Regions from separate parts of the Homo sapiens genome. Here region 2 is linked to region 1. A link is a loop called in an ENCODE intact Hi-C map of the cell type or tissue named here. Cell type or tissue: Caco-2. All regions are shown on one strand.

What was found. Hi-C counts contacts between places; a loop is a spot of excess contacts. Peaks named below come from ENCODE experiments on the same cell type or tissue, not always from the same donor. Only the 100,000 strongest peaks of a DNase experiment are listed, where the experiment ranks them.
Region 2: it touches region 1 in a loop (14-fold over the local background); 5 of 110 quality-filtered maps call a loop at or near these places.

Annotation. Positions count from the first base shown.
Region 1 is chr16:77,194,200-77,202,199 of GRCh38, forward strand. MON1B (MON1 vesicular trafficking associated B) reads left to right here. Exons shown (of 6, transcript NM_014940.4): 4 at 136-955; 5 at 1,336-1,483; 6 at 3,909-8,000. The coding sequence ends at 4,109. SYCE1L (synaptonemal complex central element protein 1 like) reads left to right here and starts at 5,209. Exons shown (of 11, transcript NM_001129979.3): 1 at 5,209-5,313. The coding sequence starts at 5,253. RefSeq lists an enhancer at 2,861-3,030. In Caco-2, no CTCF peak of the experiment used is centred here; no DNase peak of the experiment used is centred here.
Region 2 is chr16:75,574,347-75,582,346 of GRCh38, forward strand. It overlaps GABARAPL2 (GABA type A receptor associated protein like 2), which reads left to right. Exons shown (of 4, transcript NM_007285.7): 4 at 2,933-3,535. The coding sequence ends at 3,023. Among named protein-coding and RNA genes, the nearest start is that of GABARAPL2, 12 kb to the left of the region's middle. RefSeq lists a silencer at 2,098-2,177. In Caco-2, no CTCF peak of the experiment used is centred here; no DNase peak of the experiment used is centred here.

The DNA.
Region 1 (8,000 bases):
CAGGTGCCCACAGAGTGAGCATGTGGACTCGGGCCTGGTGTGTGTATGGTAGGAGAGGGCAGAAGAGCCCCACTGTCTCCCTCTGGTCATTCCTGATCCAGCTGTACCCCCCCTTCTTACCCCTTCCTTCCCTAGAGGACCACAAGCTGGTGTTCCTACAACAGGGCCCACTGTTGCTCGTGGCCATGTCACGGACTTCTCAGTCAGCAGCCCAGCTGCGGGGGGAGCTGCTAGCTGTGCACGCACAGATCGTGAGCACACTTACACGTGCAAGTGTCGCCCGCATCTTCGCACACAAGCAGAACTATGACCTCCGCCGCCTGCTGGCTGGTTCAGAGCGCACACTGGACCGACTTCTGGACAGTATGGAGCAGGACCCAGGAGCCCTGCTCCTGGGTGCCGTGCGCTGTGTGCCCCTTGCCCGCCCGCTGCGAGACGCACTAGGTGCGCTCCTCCGACGTTGCACAGCGCCTGGCCTGGCGCTGTCAGTGCTGGCAGTAGGCGGTCGACTTATAACAGCAGCCCAGGAGCGAAATGTGCTGGCCGAGTGCCGGCTGGACCCAGCTGACCTGCAGTTGCTGCTCGACTGGGTGGGTGCACCAGCCTTTGCGGCGGGTGAGGCTTGGGCACCTGTGTGCCTGCCCCGCTTCAACCCTGATGGTTTTTTCTACGCCTACGTGGCCCGCCTGGATGCTATGCCTGTCTGCCTGCTGCTGCTTGGCACCCAACGTGAAGCCTTCCATGCCATGGCCGCCTGCCGGCGCCTGGTTGAAGATGGGATGCATGCCCTTGGTGCCATGCGTGCCCTTGGGGAGGCTGCCAGCTTCTCTAATGCCTCATCAGCCAGTGCTCCTGCCTACAGCGTGCAGGCTGTCGGGGCGCCGGGCCTCCGGCACTTCCTGTATAAGCCGCTGGACATCCCTGACCACCACCGCCAACTGCCCCAGTTTACCAGGTAGGCCCTGACCCTAAGGCAACTGGCTGGGTGGGAAGGCCTGTCAAACCAGGAAGTTCAGCATCTCAGGGATGTGACTCAGGAGAGATAACCAGCCATGCTTAAGAAAGAGGGAAGAGAACAAGTCTCTGTCTGATGATGGAGCATCAGCCACAGACCTAAAGGAATCCCCCTCTTCTGGTGGACAGCAGGGCCCTAGTACTCAGGGAATCTCCTAGTTTGATGAGGGAAGGTCAGCCTCCAACCCCTGAGAATCCTCAAGTCTCATGGGAGAGGCTCAGCTCCCTAACTTCATTGAAATCTCTAGACTGAGGGAGGAAATGGGCCAGCCAAGAAGGCCCTGGACTAACCTTGTCCTCCACCTCCCTCCATCATGGCAGCCCTGAGCTAGAGGCCCCCTACAGCAGAGAGGAGGAGCGGCAGCGGCTGTCGGACCTGTACCACCGCCTGCATGCTCGTCTCCACAGCACCTCCCGACCCCTGCGCCTCATTTACCACGTGGCTGAGAAGGAGACACTACTGGCCTGGGTAAGTTGGGCAGGGCTCTGAGTGAATTAATTCCCCACTTCAAGCCTCCTTTCCCTATATTGTATCCCCTCCAGCCACAGTGCCTCCACCAAACACAGCAGGCCTCTGGCTGGGCTGTGCCTTGCCTGCAACACTGTCCCTGCCTTTACACACACATCTTTGAAGCCCCTGACAACTAATGACCGTGTCTCTAATCCGACATTAGCCTCACCCTCCTGTGTGCTTCTCCCAGATTAGCAACCAGGACAGTGTCTTTGACTTTCCAGAGGCCCCATTAACTACCACTGCTGTGCCTGCCGATTCCCCAGTAGCCCAATCCATGTGTTTGGAGGCACCCCATTCATCACCAGCTCATTGTGACTCCATGAGTCCCCAGCACTCCTCAGACTACAGGCGTGGTCCCTTGCTGTGCCCTCCACCTGGGGTATCCTTCCCTTTGGTCTCCTCTGGGCTCCAGCCCTCACTTCCTATGGGTTTGCTAAAGGTCAGCTACTAAGGGAGGCCAGTGAAGGAGGCCTCATCAGAAATGGCACCTGCCATGTAATGCATATTTATTAATTTATTGCGTGACTGCTGTGGATCAGGTATTGTCCTAGGCTAAGAATTTTGTTTTTAAATTTTTTTAACTTTCATTTTCAAATAACTTTAGACTTAGAAGCTGCAAAAACAATATAAAGAGTTTTTATATTTATATTTATAAAGAGTTATAAAGGGCGTGGTGAAAACCACGCCTGGTCAGATGGTGGTTTTCCTAACTCCATCATTCTTTCTACATTTATTGGCTGGGATTTTACTATAAAGAGTAACATGGGGCCGGACGTGATGGCTCACGCCTGTAATCCCAGCACTTTGGGAGGCTGAGGCAGGCTGATCACTTGAGGTCAGGAGTTCGAGACCAGCCTGGCAAACATGGCAAAACCCCGTCTCTACTAAAAATACAAAAATTAGCTGGGCGTGGTGGTGCGCACCTGTAGTCCCAGCTATTCATAAGGCTGAGGCAGGAGAATCGCTTGAACCTGGGAGGTGGAGGTTGCCGTGAGCCAAGATCGCGCCACTGCACTCCAGCCTGGGCGACAGAGTAAGACTCCATTTCAAAAACAAAAAGGAATAACTTTTCCTTCTCCTATTTATTGAATTTTTAATTTTCTATCAATATTGTCTCATGGATTTTTCTTTAATTCAGTGAGCTAAAATCCTTCTCTAGCATTTATTTTGGTGTTCAGATTGCCTCTGATTTAGCCGGTGGGTACCCTGATTTAGCCAGGCTGATCCCTGTGTCTCTGACACGTCCCCTTCACTATGTGAGCACATCTTACTTGACTTTCTCTATTCCAGTCCTCAACTCAGCCATTTTTCCATGGAGCCCTTATACCTTTTAGTAGAGATTGGAATTTTAAAACCAAGATATGGGCCAGACACGGTGCCTCACGCCTATAATCCCAGCACTTTGGGAGGCTGAGTCGGGGTGGGAGTTGGGGGGAGTGGGCGGCGAGTCACAAGGTCAGGAGTTCGAGACCAGCCTGGCCAACAGGGTGGAACCCCATCTCTACTAAAAATACAAAAAATTAGCTGGATGTGGTGGCATGCGCTTGTATCCCAGCTACTCGGGAGGCTGAGGCAGGAGAATCGCTTGAACCTGGCAGGCGGAGGTTGCAGTGAGCCGAGACCGTGCCACTGCACTCCAGCCTGGGTAACAGAGTAAGACTCTACGTCAAAAACAAAAAAACAAAAACAAACAAAATATATGTTAGGAGCAGAATTTTAAACCAAGTGATCAGGGTGGCCTCCCTGAGCAGATGGCATCTGAGTGGAGTAGGGAGGTATTGAGCTACGTGGATATTAGGAGGAAGAGTACACCTGGCAGAGGGAAAGGACTGATATGCTATGAGGTGGAACCAAGCCTGGCTATGTTTGAGGAATAGCAAGGAAAGGGTAGAGTGGCCGGAGCAGAGGGAGTGAAGGGGAGCGCTCTGGGAGGTGGCACAGGAAAGGCGCTAGTGACCTTGTGGGGTCAGGCCTCTCCATGTGGTATGAGGCATAAATTGAGTTCCTCTTTATATTATTCCCTGGCTGTAGATGATGAAAACATAGTTGTAGGAGCTTAGAGCAGGACCTTGTACACAATAGGTTACTGACAGAATATTAAACATTGTTACTGTTTTCCCCAGTTCCCAATGAGCAAACAGGTCTAGAGAGTACCCACACACACAACCAGCATCATCCAGTTGAAGTCACTAGGTCCAGCTGAAATTGCACAATATCAGCTTACCTACCTTAGCCCAGTATCTAGGCAGCACCTGGTAGGAGGTGCTGCCAGGTACATGTTCCAGGTTGCAGGAGGCAGACATGCAGCTGCACTGGGGTAGGCAGGATTGTCCATAGCCAGCTCTGGCCCATCTGACTCTGTCTCCTCCGAAACCCCCAGGTGACCTCCAAATTCGAGCTCTATACCTGCCTCAGCCCTCTGGTGACCAAGGCAGGTGCAATCTTGGTAGTGACCAAACTCCTGCGCTGGGTGAAGAAAGAGGAGGACCGGCTCTTCATTCGTTACCCACCCAAGTACTCCACACCACCAGCCACCTCTACGGACCAAGCTGCCCATAATGGCTTGTTCACTGGACTCTGATAGTTGGAGCTCCCAGACCAGGCAGTGCTGGGAGCAACCACCTTTGTTTTTTACCTTCTGTCTACCCTGGAAATGTGTGTGGGGGTGTGTCTGTGGCCAGTCATTGTCTCCCTAAGCAATGGGGCAAGGTCTGAGGGCCCACCGATGAGAGAGATGGTGGCAGCCGCCAGGCGAGCAGGCTGCTTTCCCTGCCCAGTCATGCACCTCCCCCTCTGGGGAAATCCTTAGGCCTCCCTCTCCCTTCCCTCTGTCTCATCTCCTCCACTTGGATGATGCTCTAGCCTCTGTCAGGGACTGTCCCCTCCAAACTTGCTTCCGTGGTCTGCCTCCTAGTTGAATCTCAGCCCTGAGTGTCCAGATCTGGCCAAGGTGTCTAGGGTGGCCCACGGGGGTGCTGGAATTGGCACTTCAGGGCCAGGCTATGCTTGGGACTGGCCTGAGGGTATTTTAAAGAAAAAAACTACATAAAAGGCCTAAAAGTAAGACCCACAAGGATATTCCTTTGCCCTTCTTGTACTTTTTTCATCTTTACCCTGCCAGAAATGACCCGCCCTCAATGCTGGCTGCTGCTAACATTAATGAGAAGGTGGCCTTCAGTGTCCACCTGTGGAACCCAGGACACAGCACCTGACTGCACACAGTGGCTGAAATCCAGCATTTTTACATAGGAGATGCACTTAGCCTCTAAGCCTCGTTTTACTCATCTGTGAAACAGAGATAAGTAACCCTCTCTCATGAACTCTTTGATGAGGATTTGTAAACGAAAACAGACTCGAACTATTGTGTACCACCACATAGCACATGCACGTCTGTCCCAGACTTTGACAACCTGCACAAGACAAGCAGCCTAAAGCAGGAGAGACCTCCCTAGGGTTTTGTGTGTGTGCACACTACCCTCACTCCCCAACTGGCCATTACCCTAGTTCTGCCCTTGTTTGTGGAGTTACAGCCTCAAGGTTGTAGCATGTGTGCTGGCAATCAGGGCCGCAGTGTGTTCTGCGCCTGCCCAGAGCTGACTCCTGATTTAACCGCTGGCGTAACCGCGGGTTGCACGCATGCGTGCTGAAAAGCCTTTCACCCTCACGTGGTTTCTTTTTTAACCAGTCATCAAGCGAGGCTCGCGCGCAGGCCCCGCGTTGGAAAATGGCGGGGAAGCTGAAACCTCTGAATGTGGAGGCGCCAGAAGCTACTGAGGAGGCTGAAGGTAGTGAGGGCAAGTGGGCTGCACTCCTTTCTCTCCAACCAGGGCAGAAAGGAGGGAGGATTCGTCCCATTACAATAATGAAATAATGATATTCTAATTTTTTTAAATAAAATGTTAAGCCTTTTGTTATTGAAGAAAAACAATTTTTTAACCGTTCAGCACAGTGGAGATAAATTAACAGGCATATTCTTATCACCGAGATTAACTTTTGTCAACTGTAGTGTATACGTTGTTGAAAGTAAACAACATGTAGTTCAGTACGAAAGTCTTCAAACAAAAGTGGGGCGGTGGGGATGTTCTCATAACAATCACCGTGCTGCAGCCACCCCTTATTAACAGTAATTCCCAGTGTCGCCATTTCACACCTAACACATATGACACTTTGATGGACTCTTAAACCTCCTAATCGAACATGGCCTCCCCCACAGCCTCTTTTCTCCAGGGTATTGACTTGAATGACAGGCAAAGGAGGGTGGAGGGGTGTCGGCCTAGACACTATTGGAAATTGTATTCCATCCAAAAGAAAAAAAAATCTCAGGCCGGGCACGGAGGCTCACGCCTGTAATCCCAGCACTTTGGGAGGCCGAGGCGGGCGGATCACGAGGTTAGGAGTTCGAGGCCAGCCTGACCAACATGGTGAAACACCATCTCTACTAAAAAACTATATATACATATACATATGTGTGTATGTGTATTTATATGTATGTATGTATGTGTGTGTATATATATATATATGTATATGTGTATATATATATATATGTGTATATATATATATATATACACACACTAATCAGCCGGGCGCGGTGGTGTGGGCCTGTAATCGCAGCTACTCAGGAAGCTGAGGCAGGAGAATCACTTGAACCCGAGAGGCGGAGGTTGCAGTGAGCCGAGATCATGTCACTGCACTCCAGCCTGGGTGACAGAGTGAGACTCCGTCTCAAAAGAAAAAAAATTCTCCCTTGGCCGGGCTTGGTGGCTTATGCCTGTAATCCCAGCACTTTGGAAGGCCGAGGCGGGTGGGTCACCTGAGGTCAGGAGTTTGAGACCAGCCTGGCCAGCATGGCGAAACCTCGTCTCTACTAAAAATACAAAAATTGTCCGGGTGTGGTGGCGGGCGCCTGTAGTCCCAGCTACTGGGGAGGCTGAGGCAGGGGAATTGCTTGAACCCGGGAGGCAGAGGTTATCGTGAGCTGACATTGCGCCACTGCACTCCAGCGCGGAAGACAGAGTGAGCAAAAAAAAAAAAAAAAAAAGAAAAAACAAAAAGAAAAAAATCTCCCAAGGCAGTCATGCATTTGTATGCCACTAGCATTTTTTTGTTATAGAAATATTCAAAGTGTACCAACGTAGAGAAAATAGCTTTAAACAAAGCCCATGTGTACCTATCAGTATGCTTTAACTGTTGTCACCTTTCTGCCCCACTTTTATCTATCTCGAACACCCCTTTCTGCACACTCTTTAAACCACTGTATTAACAAACACATTAGACTGCATCCTGCCAGACCTACCCATACAGACATCAAAGTAATGATTATTGCTTATTGCCTGACCTAGGATGTGAGCTCCATGAGAACAGAGACTGTTTACCTCTCGCTCCCCTGCACCTAAAACAATGCCTGCTTGGTGTAAAGTAAGTGCTCAGTAATTTTTTAATGTGTGACCAATGAAATAACTTCAAGAGCAGAGAGCTCTTTTAGATTAGAGGCACATACTAAGTGCCAGCATTCAACAAAAGACAGACGGAAATAAGACAGATGCAAATAGATCTCATTTATTAACTGTGTAATGCAGCTGCCACTGCAATTAAAAAAAAAATTTTAGTATCAACCTTTCAAATTCCTCAAAATTAAAGTTATGACTAACTTCACCAGCAAAGGAAAAATTGAAGGATGTATCAAGTTGCCATTTCTAGCCCATCAAATCGGCTTTATAAAGGGAAGCATAGTATCTGGTATTGACGACCTTGTAGAGAAACAGGCCTTTTCCTGCCTCAGGGAAGAGAGCTGACTCAAAGTAAAGGCTTTGCTAGAGGCAGTCGGCAGAGTATTTTTAGCATCTAAAATGCTCTTCCACTTCGGCAGTGACCATGCGATGTAATCAAAGGAGAATACGTAAGTGTATGGACCAGGAATGGTCACTGGAGTGTTGATGTAGGCACAACACAAGAAGTAGTCACAGAAATTGCTAAGTCTAGGTTTATGTGTGCATGCTGTGGAGTGTCTCTGTGGTGGATTTCTTTTTAAGAGGCAGAAAAAAATTCTAATTTAAATGTATTAAATTATAAGTTCTAATTTAAATGTATTAAAATTAAATTATAAGTTGATAGGATTATTATTGACACACAAGGAGCTCCAAAAGAGATCGTATTTTTATTAGAGACAAGCCAGTTGGGATTGAAACAAAAATGGAGGGGGGTATAGCCCTGTGTATGTTGCACAGAAAAAGTATCTGAATGATAAAGGCCTAAGTGATAACTCTGGACAAGGAATTTGGATTTTGGGAGTAGTGCAGAGGTAGAGGCATTTTTGTGATTTATTGTTCTATTTTTTCTTCTAGAAAAATGTAAGTAGTCATATATAATTTTAAAATATAAAGGAGAAGAGGCAAAATGTTGAATGGCACCTGAGGATCCTATATTCATATTGGATCAGTATTAACATCCAGGTTTTGATTGTTGTACTATGGTT
Region 2 (8,000 bases), 1.6 Mb before region 1:
GACACTATGGGGCGACTCTGAATTGCACACAATGTCTGCTACTGCATCTAAACCCATCTGGTAGTGGCAGCGGGGAGATGTTACGACAGTTGTCATCAAGATCACCCTGGACACTTGGACAAATGGGGTAAAGAGTTGTGGCAGTAGCTGTAGTTGTTTTCCCATTAGCCTCATTCTGAGGAGTTTCAGAGAAAAATGGGGTTACTCTCTGGGCATTCTCAACCACCAGGGTAAAAATCTTGGGAGACTCAGCTACATGTTCAAGCCCTTCTGCTAGTTTCTGGCTTGTCATTTCACTTCCTGGCTTGTCACTCTACTTCCTAATCACATAGCTTTTAAAGATGACCCTCCCTTCTCCCCCCCAACAAAAGGTCAGGCATTTCCCTTTGCAACCTGGCTGCATATGGAATCATTTTTGGCATTTAAAAATATACTGATGAGGCCGGACACGGTGGCTCACCTGAGGTCAGGAGTTCAAGACCAGCCTGGCCAACATGGTGAAATCCCACCTCTACTAAAAACAAAAACAAAAACAAATTAGCCAGGCGTGGTGGCATGCACCTGTAATCCCAGCTACTTGGGAGGCTAAGACATGAGACTTGTTTGAACCGGAAGGTGGAGGTTGCAGTGAACCGAGATCCTGCTACTGTACTCCAGCCCAAGCGACAGAGCAAGACTCTGTCTTTACAAAACAAAACAAAACATAGTGATGATTTCATTGGTCTGGGGTAGGGCTTGGGCACAGAGATGTTTTTAAAGCTCTCTTTAAAGTAAGATTCTGATGTGCAGCCAAGGCTGAGACCCACGGCTGCAGGCGTTGTTCCTCCCTCTACCCACTGCCCCCTAAGTCTTGTTCTGGGGCAGTGCTGTCAGTAGAAATGGATGCAAGCCACATATGTAATTTAAGAATTTTCTAGTAGCCACATTAAAAAAATAAAAACAGTTGAAATTAATTTTTTTTTTTTTGAGACAGAGTTTTGCTCTTGTTGCCCAGGCTGCAGTACAATGGCACGATCTTGGCTCACTGCAACCTCCACCTCCCAGGTTAAAGCGATTCTCCGGCCTCAGCTTCCCGAGTAGCTGGGATGACAGGCGTGCACTACCATGCCTGGATACTTTTTTTGACAGAGTCTCGCTCTGTCGCCCAGGCTGGAGTGCAGTGGCACGATCTCGGCTCACTGCAAGCTCCGCCTCCCAGGCTCACGCCATTCTCCTGCCTCAGCCTCCTGAATAGCTGGGACCACAGGTGCCCGCCACCACGCCCAGCTAATTTTTTGTATTTTTTAGTAGAGACGGGGTTTCACCGTTGTTAGCCAGGATGGTCTCAATCTCCTGACCTTGTGATCCACCCGCCTCGGCCTCCCAAACTGCTGGGATTACAGGTGTGAGCCACCGCGCCCGGCTTACTTTTGTATTTTTAGTAGAGACAGGGTTTCACTATGTTGGTCAGGCTGGTCTTGAACTCCCGACCTCAGGTGATCCACTTAATATATTTTATTTGACCCAGTATATCCATAATTTTATCATTTCAACATGTAATCAAAATTGAGCTATTTTGCTGCATTTTCATACTAAGTCTGAAGCCTTGTTTATGTTTTACACTGCACATCCCAATTCACACGAGCCAGACTTTCAAGTGCTGAATGTAGCTAGTGGCTGCTGTGGCAGTGATACAGGACATTTCAATCAGAGCAGAGATTTCTATTGAACAGTTCTGTTCCAGGGAGTCCTTATTTTACAAATTCCAGGCTAAGAGGTCCTCACAGGGAGCACCGTTTTTATTGTACAAGATGCTGATGACAGGTTCTTTCATATTCAAATTCAGACCTCCCCCACATTGTTACTTAATAATTCTCATCTACCCACACAGCCATCCGAGCTAAGCTTGCAAATGGGGCAGGAAGAACAGGAAAAAAACTCAAAACCTCCCCCTTCATAAATGTGGTATTTGTCCATGTTTACATGGAGGTTCCACTCAGCCCTTGAGGAGCAAAGCAGCAAGTGGGGCAGTCACTGTTTCCTCAGGTTGAGGCCTTGGACTCCTTATCTTCCCCACTGGCTCTTGGTTTATGAGTTCCCCTTTTAAGGATCTGTTGTGACTTACCTATCTGGGCTAGTGACCTCAGATGTCTCAGACTGAGCATCTTACCACTGTTTCTGGTTGATCCCTTCACTCATGGTCTTAACACATTTGCACTTCCTCTCATCTCAGAGAGTACAGTCACGGGGCAGAGCTTGCATAGGGATCCAGGTGTTACTAGTCTTACTCTGGAGCTGGTCCAACTCAGTTTCATGGCACAGAACTAGATTAGGTCTCCACTGCGCAGTCTGTTTTACTGCTTAGGGAAAGCCAGCTTTTCTACCCACACACGTTTAGTTTGAAGAGTATCTATTTTTGGAGGGTTCTTTGGGAGGTTGGGCAGGCTTCTTTGGATCCCAGATACATTTAGAGCTTTTTGCATTAAGTGTGAGGAAAATAACTTCTCTTTGATGATGTTGATACACCATGTGGGCACCCTGGGGCACAGCGGTTTAGCTGGGGAGATTCCATGAGAATGAACCCAAACTACTCTTCTTTGCTAGGGTCCTTTACCCACACAGAGGTGAGCCTTTCAGGTTCTTCATTTTGCTTAGTTTCTTCCCTTGTCCTTGGCATTTAAGAGGCATCCATGTGTTAGCCAGCCAAAGCCCCCTGAAGGAGCTGGCTGCTTTAAAGGATTTACTTGGGAGGATGTCAAATGGCTTTGCCTTCTGCAGACTTCATTTATTTTAATCTTTTTATGGCTCCTTTCTCTTGCTTTAAAACAGGATTATAAGCACACAGCAGGTACTGACACCTGAAGTCTTACTAAATTCCTGTCCTCAGGCCATCCTTTTTCTCCTGAAACCTGGACTCCAATTTTCAATGACGTTTTTGTTTTTCTCTTTCAAGCCTAACTATGGGACAGCTTTACGAGAAGGAAAAAGATGAAGATGGATTCTTATATGTGGCCTACAGCGGAGAGAACACTTTTGGCTTCTGAGGGCCATTGCTGGGCTAGGTGCACCGTAACTGCTTGTGTATCTTGTAAATAGCCAGCCATTTTCAGTTATTATACCAGAACCTCTTCACATAGACCTATTAGTGCATTTGTAACTGGATTTATTTCTTAATATATTGGAAGGTTTTGTTTCCTTAGACTAGTAAATTATCATACAGAGTTTTATTTTGAGTTTTTCTTTTTGTGCATTGTCCTCATGCCTGTATTCTCCAGGAAACTTGTCCTTCTGGAAATCATATTGAATGATATTTCTATATCGAAGTGAGGTAGGTGCGGTATTAAAGTGAAAGGGAAGGTGATGCATTTATTCTGGGTTATGCTTGAAGTGTTAGATGGCTAAGTATTAAAATTATCCAAATTAAATCCTTAGCAGTCAGAACACTTGCTTCACTAGAATATGCCAACTGCCAATCATGTTGGACTGAGCTAATTTGTTCCTCTTTCTGAAACTATTAAGGTAAATAATTAACAATAAAAATTCTCTTATAAAGGCATTGTACTGTGGCCATGTCCTTTATTCACCCGCATTTGGATGGGCCAGAGAAGTGGCTCCTACATCTGCCAGACCAGGAAGAGGGCTTGTGGAGGTCATGGCCGCACATCCTGGGTCGGGAAGCCATGGCCAGGGTCATGAGGAGAGACATTGTTTTGAATAACTAATATGTTCACATGTTTGAGGTATCGGGACAATACAAAAAGGTATACACTGAGAAGGCTTGCTCCTGCCAGCTTCCTAACCACCTCTGCCCTTTATGGGAAATTACTTTTACTGGCTTCTTGTTTCTTTTCAATATTTTAAAAGTAAATAGGATAATTTAAAGGACAGTATAATGGCACAGTAAAAAGGATAATTAAATATGAATACATATCCTTATTTTCTTTCTTCTTTTTTTTTTTTTTGAGACCGGAGTTTTGCTCTTGTCACCCAGGCTGGAGTGTGATGGTGCAATCTCAGTTCACTGCAGCCTCCGCCTCCCGGGTTCAAGGAGTTCTCCCGCCTTGCCTCCTGAATAGCTGGGATTAGAGGCATGTACCACCACGCCCAGCTAATTTTGTATTTTCAGTAGAGATGAGGTCTTATCATGTTGGCCAGGCTTGTCTCAAACTCCTGACCTCAGGTGACCCACCCACCTCAGCCTCCCAAAGTGCTGGGATTACAGGCGCCCACCACTACACCCGGCTTCTTCTTTTTCTTATACAAAGAAAACATACACTTCTATATACACTGCTTTTTTTCATTTAACATTATATTTTAGTGATCTTTCCATATCACTTCTGTGCATCTTTTTCATGTTCCTGCATTCTTTAAGGTACTGCTTTCTACTCCCTTCTTCCTAAAAATCAAGATTAGATTTATCTATGCGCATGAGTTTCATTTCTCACACATTAGTAGAGATGTGTAGGCTTGCTAGGACACAAATACATTTGAGAGGAAATGCTTAGATACTTTCTTAAATCTTCTGCAGACATACTGTGTTGGTGGCTAGAGCACTACACAGACAAGAATAAAGAAACCAGGTATGTCCCACCAGTCTAAGAACATGTAATTAAAATGACTCACACTTTCCATTGCGGAAGAAACAAAGACCTTTAACTTTATCTTCACCAAATTATATAAGCAGCTCATCCAAGCTCTCTACTGATGTCATCTTCTCAGTTGGGATCAGAGGAAACATTCTTAATTTGTCACAAACATCTTGTTGGGTCTTTACCAAACTTGAGGTAATAAAATCTGTTTCTCTTTGCTGATAGTTTCACACTAAAAGCAGTTAGAAACTGACCTCAGAGCGATCAAGGTAAAGGGAAAGCAAGCTCTGTGTTACTAAGGAATTTTATTTGCAATGACATGCTCCCAATTCAAACAGGCCTTAGCATTAAAAAGGCAGTTTATTATCTCACCTCTCAGAGGGATGGTTCACTGGCTTGAGGTGTAGCTAGAACCAGGGATCAAATAATAACATCAAAACTCCATCTCTTGGTTTTGTTTTTCTCTGTGTTCTCTCCATGTGATGGCAAAGATGGCCCCATCTTTGGAGTTGCTTAGCAACTCTAGTGGAAGGAAGAACATCTTTTCTGAGAGCACTAACAAAAGTCCCTGGGAGGTCTCTGGCCTTGCTTGGACTACCAAACAGCCCTGCTTGGGCCAGAGAATGGTGAACCTCTGCTTAAACATATGAACAGAAATAGGATTTTACAGAAGTGGAGGAGGGGTGGCTTCCCAAAGGCATTTTGATTTATTTCTGTTTCACAACCACAAACCCACAAATGCAAACGAGAAAAAACAGCTAAAGAGAAGAAAACCAAAAGGCAAGTATCGTTGAAGCCAATTGCGTTTTTTGTTTGTTTTTTTGAGACGGAGTCTCGCTGTTGTCAGCCTGGGCTGGAGTGCAATGGCACAATCTCAGCTCACTGCAACCTCCGCCTCCCGGGTTCCAGCAATTCTGCCTCAGCCTCCCGAATAGCTGAGATTACAGGCGTGTGCCACCACGCCCAGCTAATTTTTGTATTTTTAGTAGAGACGGTTTCACCGTGTTGGCCAGAGTGGTCTCGAACTCCTGACCTTAGGTGACCCACCCGCCTCAGCTCACAAAGTGCTGGGATTACAGGCGTCAGCCACCATGCCCAGCCGTGTTTTTCTTTTAAGTAATTTATAGTTAGCACTTATTAAACACCCTCTGGATACCAGATGATTTACATACATTATCACAATCTTCAAAAAGCCCCCATAAGATAGGTAGTGAAGTTTCCACAGCCACACGACTACCAAGTGGCAGAACTGAGATAATAAGTAAAACTGAAGAAGAATGATGTGGTTGGCAATGTCAAATCATTTCATGATTTTTTTTTTCTATTTATAATGTGCCTGGGAGGACTCTGGCCTTGCTTGGTGTACCAAACAGCCCCATTTGGAGCAGGGACTGGTGGGAGGGAGTAGTGAACCTCTTCTTAACCATGTAAATGTAGGATTATACAGAATCCTACAGAATAGGATTAACCATGCTGCATACTAGGGCACAAATACGAACAAAGTACTATCCTGTCTTCCAGGAGGTTTCCGTCTGGCGGTAAACCAACATGTAAAGAATAATTACAAAGCAATGTTGTAAGTGCTATAGCAGAAGTCCTGGAACAGAGGCGGGAGTAGCTATCAGCTACAAAACAAACCATTGAAGAAAGCAGCCTTATTTGGAATATCAGTCAATAACAGTGGATTTGTCAATTTTACCTTTAAAATGTAACATCTAAGTGAAGATTTTAAAAGTTAAAAAAAAAAAGCATATACTCTTCCCCCAAACCCTACTCCTCAAAAAGACACTAGACTTGTAAAATTGTACAGATGAATTTTATCAAACTAAGGAACCCCTTTCTTAAATTGTTTCAGAGATTAGAAAAGGAATAATTACATTTCTTTTGAGACTTATAAAATCTCAATGTTTAAAACTTTATAAAGATAGTATAAGAGAAAAAGTTATAGCTTTGTCTCATTTATCAACATAGAAAAATCATATATATATATTTTAAAAGAGATGGGGTCTCACTGTCACACAGGCTGGAGTGCTGGGCTGTGATCACAGCTCACTGTAGCTTCGAATTCCTGGGCTCAAGTGATCCTTCCATCTCAGCTTCATGAGTGGTGCCTGGCCCCCATGTTTAAAATATAACAGCAATGGCATGAAAAATGAACTGGATGACCCATGACTCTATAACGGTTATATATGAAAAAACAGATCCCTGTATTACACACAAAATAAATTCAAGGTGGATTAAATATCTGAATATGAGACAGCATGGCGGCTCACACCTGTATTGCCAGCACTTTGGGAGGTCGAAGTGGAAGGATCCCTTGAGGCCAGGAGTTTGAGCCCTGGGCAACGTAGTGAGACACTGTCTCTACAAAAAATTTAAGAATTAGCTGGGCCTCGTGGTGCAGGCCTATAGTCCCAGCTACTGAGGAGGCTGAAGTGGGAAGCTCAGGTGATGAGCCCAAGGAGTTTAAGGTTGCAGTGAGCTATGATTGTGCCACTGCACTTCAGCCTGGGTGACCCTGTTGCGAAAAACAAAAACAGGCCACGAACAGTGGCTCATGCCCGTAATCCCAGCACTTTGGGAGGCTGAGGTATGTGGATCACTTGAGGTCAGGAGGTCAAGACCAACCTGGTCAACATGGTGAAACCCTGTCTCTACTAAAAATACAAAAATTAGCTGGGCGTGTTAGCGGGCACCTGTAATCCCAGCTACTTGGGAGGCTGAGGCAGGAGAATTGCTTGAGCCTGGGAGACAGAGGTTGCAGTGAGCTGAGATCTTACCATTGCACTCCAGCTTGGCTGACAGAGCGAGACTCTGTCTCAAAACAGGAAAAAAAAAAAAAAAAAAAAGCACCTAAAACAAATAGAAGCCACAGACTGGGTAAGAGATATAATCAAGACATAATTAATATCCAAAATAAATAAAAGAACTCTTGGAATCAGTAACACAAACCACCTAGGCTGGGTGCTGTGGCTCACACGTGTAAGCCCAGCACTTTGGGAGGCTGAGGTGGGTGGATCACTTGGGGTCAGGAGGTCAAGACCAGCCTGGCCAACTTGATGAAACCCTGTCTCTAGGGCCAGGTGTGGTGGCTTATGCCTGTAATCCCAGCATTTTGGGAGGCCGAGGCGGGCAGATCACAAGGTCAGGAGATCGACACCATCCTGGCTAACACTGCGAAACCCCGTCTCTACTAAAAATACAAAAAATTAGCCGGGCGTCGTGGCACGTGCCTGTAGTCCCAGCTACTCGGGAGGCTGAGGCAGGAGAATTGCTTGAACCCGGGAGGCAGAGGTTGCAGTGAGCCAAGATTGCACCACTGCACTCCAGCCTGGGTGACAGAGTTGAGACTCCATCTCAAAAAAAAAAAAAAAAAAAAAGAGAAGAAAAGAAACCCTGTCTCTACTAAAAATACAAAAATTAACTGGGCGT